Regions from separate parts of the Homo sapiens genome. Here region 2 is linked to region 1. Evidence: chromatin contacts called from ENCODE Hi-C data. All regions are on one chromosome and are shown on one strand. The core of a region is the stretch at or near the end of the contact, and the rest is flanking DNA. Distances in the headings are between cores, read along the strand shown. Region 1 holds the start of KLRG1 (killer cell lectin like receptor G1). Region 2 holds the start of LINC00987 (long intergenic non-protein coding RNA 987).

Evidence for each region. Hi-C counts contacts between places; a loop is a spot of excess contacts on that map. Pooled maps may share reads with other maps.
Region 2: a loop to region 1 is called in a pooled map, with 3 times the contacts of the local background. The contact joins the promoter of LINC00987 here to the promoter of KLRG1 in region 1. A Hi-C loop is called at or near these places in 3 of 37 single-sample maps with no recorded cell type and 12 of 50 pooled maps.

The regions. Positions count from the first base shown.
Region 1 is chr12:8,984,028-8,991,094 of GRCh38, reverse strand. KLRG1 (killer cell lectin like receptor G1) reads right to left here and starts at 1,549. Exons shown (of 5, transcript NM_005810.4): 1 at 1,378-1,549. The coding sequence starts at 1,459.
Region 2 is chr12:9,237,279-9,244,244 of GRCh38, reverse strand. LINC00987 (long intergenic non-protein coding RNA 987) reads right to left here and starts at 4,172. Exons shown (of 7, transcript NR_137434.2): 1 at 3,706-4,172; 2 at 2,786-3,127. MIR1244-3 (microRNA 1244-3) reads left to right here and starts at 4,694; the gene lies at 4,694-4,778. It also overlaps the pseudogene A2MP1 and the pseudogene PTMAP4. RefSeq lists an enhancer at 2,639-3,838.

The DNA of each region.
Region 1 (7,067 bases), core at 300-2,799:
TTTGGGCTTCAATTTTCTGATTAAATTTTAGATAAATTATTCTATATATGTGTGTATCTATGGAGTATTCTGAACTTCTTAAAGAAAAAAATTCATAATGAGAGATGCCTTCATAAATAGAGAATTCTGCATAATAAATATTTGGACTGATGAATCCAAAAGCATTAAGATTTCTAGAAAAACTTTTAAAAATACATTTGCATCACAGGAGAACATTTAATGAAATACACAAATGTTCATTTTTATGTTATGCTAAATTTTAAAAAGGTATCAAACCATAATTGAATTTGTGTAACCACAAGCCAATTCAAGAAGTAAAGTAAATTTTTAAAATTTACTTTAAGTATATATTGAAAGCCTCTAAATAGTTCCAACTAGGTTCCAATTTATCACCAGTTGTGTGTGTGACCTTGAACATATACTTTGAGATATGCATTACTTCTAACGTAATATTTCTATTCCTTAGAAATTAACATAGATACAATTCAAAAATAGGAAAAGGTTACACAAATAAAGATATCCAATGCTATATAATTTATGGTAATAGAAATAGGTCTAAATATCCCAAGTATACTAGAATGATTTAGCAAATTAAGGCAACACTCTCAAAAGACATTAAAAATTATAATAGTAAAACTATGTAGTAAAAAGAGAGAAAGCTTAGGGAACTACCCTAAAGAATACACCTTGTGGGAGTTCACTGCCTACGATACAAAATCAAGGATTAATTTTGGCATTTACACTATTACCTGTCTGTCTCAGATAATATTCTCTCAGGGCTCTATGTAAAAATGGCTCTTTTGCCTTCAAATCCTCAGTCACAGAGACTATTATCTGTAGTTTCTTGATACTTTTTCTTCCCTGTCACCATTCTAGTGCAACACTGTGAAGTTAAAAAAAAAAAACAAAACTAGATATGTAAATCAGTTTCTTTCCTGACAAAAATCTTACTCGTATCCACCAGCAAAACTATTGGTGTCCTCCTCATTCCATAGTCAGAAAAACAGCCATACCTAGAATTTAAACAGCTGGTCCAAGGTTACTCCGAATATAACTAAAGAGATAAAATTCTCCCAACAAAGTTCCCGCTTTAGCTAAGAGCAAGAAGGAATAACGGCAATGCCCTAAGTTGGGTTTCTAAGATGCGATCAAAGAAGTGAACAGTTAGAAAAGAGTTTACCTGAGACCTAAGATCAGATCCTGTACCATACACCAACTTTTCATATTCCAACTCTGGACTTTAAACTGAACCAAAAGTATTTCCTCAAATTATCCTCAATTCTTCTGCACCCTCTGCTTTAAACTTATTCTACTCCCCATTCATCCATAGCCTACTGTTGCTATGCATCGTCTTCCATGCTACCTTGGTTAACTCACATTTTTGCTGTGGTCCATAGTCATTCTGGGCTTGGGTTGCCGTAGGCAACTCTAACATGGAATAAATAACACTGTCAGTCATCTTCAGCTAAGATCTTTCACATGCAGTTGAGAGAGTTAAATTATAGAAGTGTGAAGGGATATGTATCAGTGAGGAAACAGCCCAATCTCTAAACTGCTAGCAGGAAACTTCACAAAAGCAGAAGTAATTTTTCAGGAAATGATTCAAATTTGGGGGCTGCCTATAGAAATTAATATTGTAAGTTGCTATTTTTTTGCCCCATGACACTGTAGATGCTCACTAAATATATATTAAATTGATTCCCCATCTCACCTAATTCTGTTGAGCAAGGAAAAATTGCTCTCAAGTCCAGCAATTTCAGTTATGGAAACTAAAATAAAAGTGAGAGTGGTTACTAGCTATGAATTTCTCTCGGAATTTTTTCTCTGCTTTGTTTCCTTCTGAAAAAGTAGATGTATGCCAAATGAGACTGACTTCATCATTTCTTGGAACTTTTGGGCAGTGATAAGCAATAACGAAATGGACTGTTGGGTGCATATGCCTGGAATCACGGGAGAAATAGACTATTACCCAGATATATTTTGTGAATATGACATGACCACATCTTCCCCAAAACCTTGTCCAAATTGTGTGATGGTCTTTACCCTTCACAGTATCAGAAATTCCATTATATTTTTTCTCTTTGTTGTCTTATTTTTTTTATTATTATACTTCATGCAAAGATAACTAAAAAGAAGAGCAAAGTAAACAAATACATTCTAACATCTTAGTAATTTGTTTTTAGTAGGTGAAAAGTTAATAAAAAGTTAGAGTAGGCCAGGTGTGGTGGCTCACGCCTGTAATCCCAGCACTTTGGGAGGCCAAGGAGGGTGGATCACCTGAGGTCAGGAATTCAAGACCAGCCTGGCCAACATGGTGAAACCCCGTCTCTACTAAAAATACAAAAAAATTAGCTGGGTGTGGTGGTGGGGGCTGTAATCTCAGCTGCTCAGGAGGCTGAGGCAGGAGAATGGCTTGAAACCGGGAGGCGGAGGTTGCAGCGAGCCGAGACTGCACCATTGTACTCTATCTAGCCTGGGCAACAAGAGTGAAACTCCGTCTAAAAAAAACAAAAGTTAAAGTAAGGAAACAGAAAGAGTATTGAAACTCTTAAGAGTGGATAAGATCATCAAGATAGACTGCATAAGGATAAAAGAAGAGAAACAGGGAGTGCTTTATATTAATTTGTTTTATATTAATAAAAACAAATATATTTCTGCTTCCAGCCATGACAGAATGGCATTAGACTTACTCTCCAATCAAAATACAACACATGGCAAGACACACAAGGCAGCTATTTTCAGGAACACACAGGCAGCATTGTGATCCTTGAGAGAATACAAAGGTGAGTGCAATGATCACCCTAGCTTTCTATCTAGGACCACTTTCTAGTACAGAGCACAAAAATGAATCCTAAACAGAACAGCAGTCTTACTAAAATGAGGAGGCAGATATTGGAGTTTTGAGCTGCTTAAATGGCTGGAATTTGCAGGGCAGGATAATTCACAAGAGAGAGGCACCCTTAAGACTGTAGGAATTCACTGTATGTCTGTGGCCAAGTTCTAGGCTGCGCAGACATAGGACAAAACTCTGCAAGTCCAAGCTGAGATAGTTCCTGCAGGGCCAAGAGCTGAACAGAAAGGACAGAGGTGATGCATTGCTTAGTAGCACCAACCAAAAACAGAGCAAAACTTAACATTGCCAAAAAGAGTCATCAATAGTTTAGCTGCCTCTGAGAACAAATTTTCACGCCCTTAATATGAAGGCAAAACAAACAAAATGTGGTCTACACATACAATGGAATATTAGTCTTAGAAAGGAAATCCTGTCATACTTTATAACACTGATGAACCTTGAAAACATTATACTAAGTGAAATGAACTGATCACAAAATGACAAATACTGTGTGATTCCACTTATATGAGGAATCTAAAGTAGTCAAACCCATAGACAAAGAAAGAAGAATGGTTACTGAAAGAAGTTTGGAGGGAAAAAGAAAAGGAAGTTGCTTAATGGGTACAGGGTTTCAGTTTTGCAGTGTGATTAAGTTCTGGAGATACGGTACACAACAATGTGAATATTCTTGTATTCACTTGCTTGGACTATCACAACAAAATACCATAGACTAGGTGACTTAAACAACAGAAATTTATTTATATTTTCATCATTCCACAGACTGAAAGTCTAAGATCAAGATGCCAGCAGAGTTGGTGTTTGGAGAGTGCTTCCCCTGTGGGTTGCAGACTTCTCACTATATCCTCAAGTGGCTTTTCCTCAGTGTGTGCACAAGGGAAGAAAGAGAGAGGGCTCTGGTCTCTCTTCTTACAAGAACATTAATCCTATCAGATCAGGGCCCCACCCTTGTAACCTGATTTAACCTTAATTACTTCCTTAAACACTCCATCTCCAAATACAGTCACACTGAGGATTAGGGCTTCAATATGTGAATCTGGGGGAGACAAACATTCAGTCCATAATAATACTTAACACTACTGAATTGTATGCTTTAAAATAATTAAGATCATTTTTTAAAAAAAGGAAGGTGTATTAGTCCATTCTTGCACTGCTATAAAGAAATACCTGAGGCCAAATAATTGATAAAGAAAAGAGGTTTAATTGGCTCACAGTTCTGCAAGATGTACAGGAAGCATAGTGGCATCTGCTTCTGGGCAGGCCTCAGGAAACTTAGTCATGGTGGAAGGCAAAGGGAAATGTCTTACATGGCCAGAGCAGGAGCAAGAGAGACGCGGGGAGGTGTTACACACTTTTAAACAACCAGGTCTTGTGAGGAACTCTATCAGGAGAACAGCTCTAGGGGTATGGTACTAAACCATTCATGAAAAACCATCCGCGTGATCCAATCACCTCCCACCAGGCCCCATCTCCAACACTGGAGATTACAATTCAACGTCAGATTTGGGTGGGGATGCAGATCCAAACCACATCAGAAGGCAACATAGGAATCAGGGGCTCTTTGAAGAAATGGCTAATTCTAGGGCCAGGACAGGGAAAGTACAAAATAAGCTTGGAGGATCTTCCAGTCTTTTAATGTTAAAAAATAAGCAAGTTAAAAAAAAAAAGATGGGAGCATATCAGGACACAGAAACCAACCTGGAAAAGCTCCCAATGGAACAATATGAACAACAAAATAAATGACAGTGTTGAATTATAACACAAGGGGAAAAACTATATAAATCCATACTGATTTAAATAAATAAATAGGTGAGAAGTGACAAATCTTGCTTACAGAAAATACCAAATAATATATGTAGATACTCCCCATTCAGGATGTGGAATTTAACTCTCCTCCCTTTGAGGGTAGTCAGGGATAAGAGACTCACTTCCAAAGAGTACACTATGGATAAAAGGAAATAGTAACTATTCATTAAAGAATCTTGGCAAATACCACCTCAACCACATGAACAGGGTTCACTGCGTGAACCACCAGTGATGAGTCTTGTTGATATCATGTACCCCCTAATATGATGCAATGATAAAAGCACCTAACCAGTAAGGTTTGTTCCCCAAAATCCATAACCCCAGGGTGGTATTATACATATGTATATATTGGTTTTCATCCACAGTTTCTGGCTCCTAACTCCTATGGTCCCTGTTACAGTCCTTTCTTATAATGTTGAGTGTGTCAGGCCCCAAGGGGAAGGCCTCTGGCCTTCTTCTGCCCTCCTTTCATCTGCCTCAAGGCAGGACTCTAATTTTCCCCTGCCTTTCTGATTGTGGGTCTTAAAACCTTCCCCAGAGAGGGTCCTGCCCTTTACTGGGGTGACAAGGGGAGGGGGTCAGCAGCAAGAATGCTGATGTCCTGAAGCTTCCATAAAAACCCAAGAGAACTGTGTCAGAATGCTTCCAGATGACTGAACCTGTGGAGATTCCTGGAGAGCAGCCTTCCCAGAGAGGGCATGGAAGCTCCACACCCCTTTCCCCATACCCTGCCCTACAGTTCTCTTCATCTGTATCTTTTGTAATATACTTTATAATAAACTGATAAACATAAGGGTTTCCCTGAGTTCTGTGAGCTGCTCCAGCAAATTAACTGAACTCAAAGGGGAAGTTGTGGAAATCCCAACTTGAAGCTTATTGGTCAGATGTTCCAGAGGCCCAGACTTGTGACTGGTGTCTGTGGGTGTAGGGGGTGATCTTGCATATTGAATCCCTGAAATGTAAGATCTAACACTATCTCCAGGTAGATAATGTCGGAATTGAATTAGAGGATACCCAGTTGGTGTCTGCTAATTGGTATGTGGGGAACACCCCTACCACATTTGGTCACACAAGTCTTCTTCTGTGTTGATAATTGTGGTAGTGCTGGTGTGAAAGCAGAAGAAAAACACAGCTGAAGAAAGTTTTCCCCTACACATCCAATGTAAACATGCAAAAAAAAAATCAGATAATTCTAAATTGAGTGGTACTCTACTAAATATCTGACCAATACTCTTAAAATATATCAAGTTCACGAAAAAAAAAAAACACTGAGAAACTGTCATAGACCAGAGGAAAACAATAAATATAACAACTAGATGTAATGTGGTATCCTGGATTGGATCTTGGAACAGCAAAAAGAGCATTAGTGGAAAACTGGTAAAATTCAAACAATGTAGCAATATTCATTTCTTACATTTGAGAAATGTGCCATGATTTTTTAAGATGCTAACATTAGGGGAAATGGGGTGAAAGGTATAAAGAAATGTTCTGTGCTATCTTAAAAACATTTCTGTAAATCTGAAATTATTCCCCAATAAAACTTTTCTTCAAAAAAGAGGATACATAACACAGATTAGCCATAATGCATCACATTTAATATCTAGCATACAATAAAATATTATTAGAATCCAAAGAAATAAGAATATATGGGCCATGGATCAAAGAAAAGTCAGTAAGTAGAAAAGAAACTTATGTAACATAGATGCTGGAACTAGCAAACAAGGACTTTAATATCTGCATAAATACGTTCAAAGACTTAGAAGAAAATATAGTCATAATGAATAAAAATTTGAAGAATCTCAGAGAAGTAGAAACTACCAAAAAGAATCAAGTGACTATTCCAGAACAGAACAGCATTCATAATTTTTAAAAATAACTGAATGAGGGCCAGGCACGGTGGCTCACAGCTGTAATCCAGCATTTTGGGAGGCGGGGGCAGGTGGATAATTTGAGGTCAGGAGTTCAAGACCAGCCTGGCCAACATGGTGAAACCCTGTCTCTACTAAAAACATAAAATATTAGCCTGGCCAACATGGTGAAACCCTGTCTCTACTAAAAATATAAAACATTAGCCTGGCCTGGCGGCACATGCCTATAGTCCCAGCTGCTCAGGAGGCTGAGGCAGGAGAATCACTTGAACCCAGGAGGCAGAGGTTGCAGTGAACTGAGATTGCACTACGGCACTCCAGCCTAGGTGACAGAGCGAGACTCCATCTCAATAATAATAATAATAATAGCTGAATGAGATTAATAGCAAATAGAAGAGGGCAGATAAAAAGGTCAGTAAACATGAAGACAGATTGCTAAAAATAATCCAATATGAAGAATAGAGGGAAAAAATGGGAGAAAAAAATGAACAGAACCTCAGTGACCTATGAACAATGCCAAATAGTATAACAAAAGTGAAACT
Region 2 (6,966 bases), core at 2,923-5,422, 250 kb before region 1:
CTTTCATTTCACCAAGTGTGTATTTTCTTTCCAACCTAAGAGAAAACAGATCAATGGAAACAAAGGTATGATTCAGAAAACCTGAAAACTCAGAGTACATCGTTACACTTTGACCCCAAATGTTCTGTAATATTCTATGCAAATTTTTCTTTTGGTATTTGTTGCTTATCCTTTTCTTCCTTCTCATTTTCAGTTACAGCACTTTAATCTGTCTGTCATTATTTCATAACTAGATTACTGAAAAACCATTCTAATTTAACTTCCTTGCCTCCAGCTTTTCTTTACCTCTATCTGTCCTGCATACTCTTAAACACTGCTTTTCTCATGTCACTTGTTTCTCAAACATAGTCAATACTTCCAGAATTCATAAGATTATTGCATTTAAGGTTTTGAAAGAGCACATCTAACTCTATTATCTTATATATATATCATATATGTATTTATAATTACACACGTATATAATTATCTTTAAAAAGTGATGCCCCAGAGATCAGAAGATATATTATAGAATAATATTATAATAAAGATATTTAAGATAATGTTAACAATATGTAAAGATTATATATATCTTATATATATGTATATCTTCTGATTTCTGGAATATCAATTTCTTTTTTATCAAGCTAACTAACTCCCACTTAACAGACCTTATTCATTTGTCCTAGCCTTATGTTTTATTATATATTATACCTTCTGTTTACCTAATTATGGGAAACACACCCTGAAAATAGCCATTCTACTCTAGAGGGTAAATTTTTACTATCCCTGTGAAGCACCCTTCCACCTTTGTATATATATTTGCACAGTCCTTTCCTGGGAATAACTCCCCATTCTCCTCCACCTCCCATCCATGAATGATCATCTTAGGTTCCGCTTTGGTAAAGTCTTTTCCGGCCTAACTAAAGTTGATTGTCTTTTCATTCCTGACTCCCTATTGTCTATACTACATACTTTACTGAATCCTGTTGCTTATTGTTTATGTCTCCATATTAATTCAATGTCGAAACAAACAAACAAACAAAAAATCATTCCCGAAATCATCTTGCTTAGCTAATATCCATTCCTCGTTTGATTCTCACTGCAAACAGAAGACATGTGAACACAATTTCAGTGTAAAAGCAATATTTGGTGTATTAAATTACTCTTTATCCTTCCCTTCACCAGTTGAGTAATCATCTTAGAGAGAGCTACATTTGTTTTTTTTTAATCAACTTTTATTTTAGATTCAGGAGGTACATGTACAGGTCATTTGTTTTTATTTATAAAGAAAAATATATTTAGCTCTAGATTCTATTTGAAGAAAAAATAGGATTAGCCTTTTTATAGGAAAGTGAACAAAATAACAAGCTGGTAGGTTAAATTGTTCCAATAATAAACATTCCCTGAGCGTATGACCTTATTCCATTTGAGAAATAAGGCAGCAATAAGAAATTGATGATAAAAATGAGGTTCACACTGAGGCCTGTGTGTTGTCTTCCAGGACCAGGTCTGCGAGGTGTACCCCCAGGAGCCGTAGAAATAATGTACCCAATGATCGAAGAAGAACCTCAGATATTGCAAGTGAAAGAGATAGTCCGGAAGTACTTCCCTGAGACCTGGATCTGGGATTTGGTGGTAGTTGAGTAAGTTGTGTGTTGCCTGGAATTTAGTTTAGGAGAGGGTTTGAATCCTGCTGTATGACTGATGTTATCCTGGATTCCTGATCCTTTTAGTTCTGCTCTGCTCTTTTCTGGTAAATATTTAGGTTTATAGTTCATTTATCTCATAATTAAACAATGCTAATTTTTTTTCTAATTTAGTCTATTGATAACTAAGATAATAGAAAGTAGGATGCTACCAGCCCTCTTAAATAAAGGAAAGGGAAGGGGAGGGGAGGGAGATTGAAAGAAAGAACAAAAGGAAGGAAAGAATGAAAGAAAAGAGGAAGAAATAAAGGGAGGGAGGGAAGGAGGGAGTAAGGGAGGTAGGGAGAAAAAAAACTTTAAACCTCACCAGGAGCACCAACCCTTAGATCAAGTTTAGCATTTACCACACTAGGTTACTGAGTTATCATGTTCTAGGATCAGCCATGCTTTGTGTTAAAAAAAAAAAAAAAAGATTTGCTTATACTCCTCTTCTCTGCTCCTTCACTAGCTCATTAGGTATAAGTGAGCTGGTGACCAGGTCCCTGAAACCATCACAGAGTGGAAGGCCAGCGCATTCTGCTTGTCTGGAACCACAGGGTTTGGCCTCTCTCCTATCGTGTCTCTTCAAGCCTTCCAGCCTTTCTTCCTAGAACTCACCCTTCCTTATTCTGTGGTGCGAGGAGAAGCCTTCACACTCAAAGCCACTGTGTTTAACTGCTTGTCCACCTGCATTCGGGTAAGGACACTTCTCTGGAAGTGAATGAGAATAGAAGATAGTCACCATTCATTACCAGGTCTCCTAGGTAACCCAGGAAATCAGAACTGCATATGATATATCCTAATTTTGGAGCAGACCTGGTACTAAGAGAAAAGGTACCTGACAGGCCCAAGGTGGTAAGGTTATATTCATTCAGGCTCCTATATCTGTGTATTCCTAAATTCAGACATTATGTCCACCTGATTGTTTCATGTTTTTCACTAAACACCTCTTTCTTCTGTTGGCACAAGGCTAAATCCTAAACACTTATCCTAATTCCTGTCAGTTTTTCAATTTTCTTGTTTCAAACACCTAAACTACAAAGTGTCTGATAGAGCTGACCATATTTGCACAGCTTCTCAGCGCCTCTGGACTCATGGACATTGTCCCTCAGTCCATTTACCTGATGCACAGAGCATCTTTTGCAGTATTCATGCTGTTCTGCATCCCTTCATAAACTTGTGGTTGGGTGTGGGGGACAGGTCGTTGTGCAGCTGGAGGTCTCTTCCGCTTTCCTGGCTGTTCCAACAGAGAAGAATGAAGAATCTCACTGTGTCTGTAGAAATGGGCGGAAAACCGTGTCCTGGGTTGTGACTCCGAAGTCACTGGGTGAGTAGTAATGCTATTAGCAAATTCCACTTCGTGTGCTTGGATGATTTGTTTTCTGCACTGACCCCAATACACACTTTTTCTCCTCCTTTAATATTAATCAAGAGGAAGACAACCACTGGATACACTGGGGAAACTGGAAAAGAAGAAACTGTTCAATATAGAATCACCGTTTAACTCTTAAGAACTTTATTCCCCAGGAAAGGTGAATTTCACAGCCACTGCGGAAGCCATGCATTCTCAGGAAGTGTGTGACAATGAGTTGACTGACGTCCCACCACTTGCGCAGAAGGACACTGTAGTCAAGGCCTTACTAGTTGAGGTACGTAAGTCTACTCTCTGTGAGTCTCAGAGCCCTTATTATTTCATACAGTATTATCTAACATGCATCTCACAGTGACATTTAATTCCCAAGAATGTGGATAGATCTACAATCCAATTTTTCACCACCATTTTCTCCTTTGCTTTCAAGTGTTTAATTTTTCTTTTATACATTCAGTATCGCTTTACTTTTTTTTTTTTTTTTTGTCAATATAAAGCCTGAAGGAATAGCAAAGGAGGAAACTTTCAACACGCTGCCCTGTGCATCAGGTAAGTGTAATATATAGAGAAAAATTTCATGTTAAGTGACTTGCCAGAGTATGCAGTTGTGGAATGTCTTTTGGGGGCATGCTTTTCTCTGAGAGAGAGAGAGAAAAAAAAAACAACTCTTACCCTCCTCCAAATCTAAGGACATTTGATGAAAAACATTGTCCTGCCCCACTGGCTGCTCTGAAAAGCCGTCTTTGCATTGTGCGTCGTCAGCCTCCTTGCTCGCCGCAGCCGCCTCCGCCGCCGCGGACTCCGGCAGCTTTATCGCCAGAGTCCCTGAACTGTCGCTTTCTTTTTTATCCCCTGCATCGCGTCACCGGCGTGCCCCACCATGTCAGACGCAGCCGTAGACACCAGCTCCGAAATCACCACCGAGGACTTAAAGGAGAAGAAGGAAGTTGTGGAAGAGGCGGAAAATGGAAGAGACGCCCCTGCTCACGGGAATGCTAATGAGGAAAATGGGGAGCCGGAGGCTGACAACGAGGTAGATGAAGAAGAGGAAGAAGGTGGGGAGGAAGAAGGTGATGGTGAGGAAGAGGATGGAGATGAAGATGAGGGAGCTGAGTCAGCTACGGGCAAGCGGGCAGCTGAAGATGATGAGGATAACGATGTCGATACCCAGAAGCAGAAGACCGACGAGGATGACCAGACGGCAAAAAAGGAAAAGTTAAACTAAAAAAAAAAGGCCGCCGTGACCTATTCACCCTCCACTTCCCGTCTCAGAATCTAAACGTGGTCACCTTCGAGTAGAGGGGCCCGCCCGCCCACCGTGGGCAGTGCCACCCGCAGATGACACGCGCTCTCCACCACCCAACCCAAACCATGAGAATTTGCAACAGGGGAGGGAAAAAGAACCAAAACTTCCAAGGCCCTGCTTTTTTTTTTTCTTAAAAGTAGTTTAAAAAGGAAACTTGTATTTTTTATTTACATTTTATATTTTTGTACATATTGTTAGGGTCGGCCATTTTTAATGATCTCGGATGACCAAACCAGCCTTCGGAGCGTTCTCTGTCCTACTTCTCACTTTACTTGTGGTGTGGCCATGTTCATTATAATCTCAAAGGAGAAAAAAAAAACTTGTAAAAAATGCAAAAATGACAACAGAAAAACCATCTTATTCCGAGCATTCCAGTAACTTTTTTGTGTATGTACTTAGCTGTACTATAAGTAGTTGGTTTGTATGAGATGGTTAAAAAGGCCAAAGATAAAAGGTTTCTTTTTTTTCCTTTTTTGTCTATGAAGTTGCTGTTTATTTTTATTTTTTGGCCTGTTTGATGTATGTGTGAAACAATGTTGTCCAACAATAAACAGGAATTTTATTTTGCTGAGTTGTTCTAGCAAAAAAAAAAAGAAAAAAAAAAGAAAAACATTGTTCTGATGAAAATCACTTGGAATGAGCCTCTTAGGGAAATAAATAGAAAGTACTTTTTAGGATAAATTATTATTATTGTATTTTAAGAATAAAGAAATGGGCATAGAGAAATAAAAGACTTGCTTAAAAGCTTAAAAGCTCTTGCCTAATAATAAGGTCTAAGGCTGTTGACCTCAGGACAGGATTCTTTCTGATACCTCTGTGTTTCTCAAATGTCTTCCTAAACCATGTTCAAAATATTGAAATATCTGTGTGACACTAGTATGATTTACTGTTCAATTGACAGTTTAAATGCACTCATGTTTTTACTTAAACAAGTTATTTTAAGAGGAACTCCAGGTTACTAACTTGTATAGAAAACCAGTATTTTACCAATATCATTAATATAGCAATACAAAAATTACCACTATATTGAAAGAGAAGGGGAAAAGCTAACACTTTTTTAAGTTTATTTAAATTATCATTAAAAACCCAACTCTGTGCCACCTATAATCATCTTGACGATAATGCTCAGTCTGCAGATCTCTCTTCTCTATACGAGGATCCCTTGATAAAATCATCTAGTCAATGGCTTTAATAACAACTATGTACTTGTGTCCAAAACTGTACAACTTTGATCCACACCTTTTTCCTGAACTCAAACTCATGTATTCAACTGCCCACTCTCCACTTACAGGCTTGTAGGTCTCATAGGCATATCAAAATCAGCAAGTTTAAGACTGAGTATCTGCTCGTCCTCACAAACCTGCTCCTCCCTCAATTTCCTTCATCTCAGATGATGAAAAATCCATTCTTCTATTTGCTAGGGAGAAACACTTTGGAGTTCTTTACTACATTCTTTCCCCTATCTTCCCTACCCAATCCATGCACAAATCTAGTCGATTCCACCTTCAAATTGCATCCAGAATCTACCCACTTCTCTCCATCTCTACTATTCTAGTCCTTTCTCTTGCAGGCTCTCAATAGCTTTCTAACTGGTCTCCTGATCATCTCTTCTTGTTCCCCTTCAGCGAGAGGGATCCTTTAAAACATGTGTCAGATCGTGTCCCTCCTCTTCTCTAACCCTTTCAGGAATCTCCCATATCCCCCCTAAGTTAAAGCGTAAGTTTTTAATGCCACTTAGAAACCCTTGCTACCCCATGACTTCACGTCTTCCTAATCTCTCCTTCGCTTAACCCGTTCCGGCCACACTGACCTCTTTCTTCCTATTGGAATACACCCAGCATGCTTCAGTCTCTGGAGTCCTTTTACTTTTTGTTCCTTTTTCCTGGAAGTATCTTCCCCCAGGTTTGGATAAATCTGGCTCCTTGACTTACTTAAAGTCTCTGCTCACACAGGACTTTTTATCAATGAGCTTTTCCATAGGGAGCCCCCTCCCCACTTCCTGACCTGCCTTGTTTTACTAGCTCACCATAGAAACACTTGCCCTGCTTTAATTTTCTCTATAGCACTTATCAACATCTAGTATACTAAATATACTCTTGCTTTTTTATCGTAGTCTTCCCCTAAAAATGAAATCTCCAGGAGGCCAGGAAATTTGTTTTGAAACTTTCGGTATCATTGCACTTAGAACCTGGTACATAGTATACACTGAATACAAATGAATGGAATGAATGTAATTCTTGAAAAGCACTAACAGTAGCAGGAATTAATATAAACCATGAAGAGAAGGAAATAAGCATACCATAAGTATATGCCCATAGGAAAAGCCATAGAAATTTAGCACAAATGTATATGATGAATATGAATTTCACTGAGAGATGAATCATGGCTTTAAGGGAAACTTGGATTGTATCAAAGAAATTATGTAATAACTGAGCCAGGCATGGTGACTCACACCTGTAATCTCAGCAGTTGGGGAGATGGAGGCAGGCAAATCGCTTGAGATCAGAAGTTCAAGACCAGCCTGGCCAACTCTGTCTCTATAAAAAATACAGAAATTAGCCAGGTGTGGTGGTGCATGCCTGTAATCCCAGATACTTAGGTGGCTGAGGCACAAGAATCATTTGAAC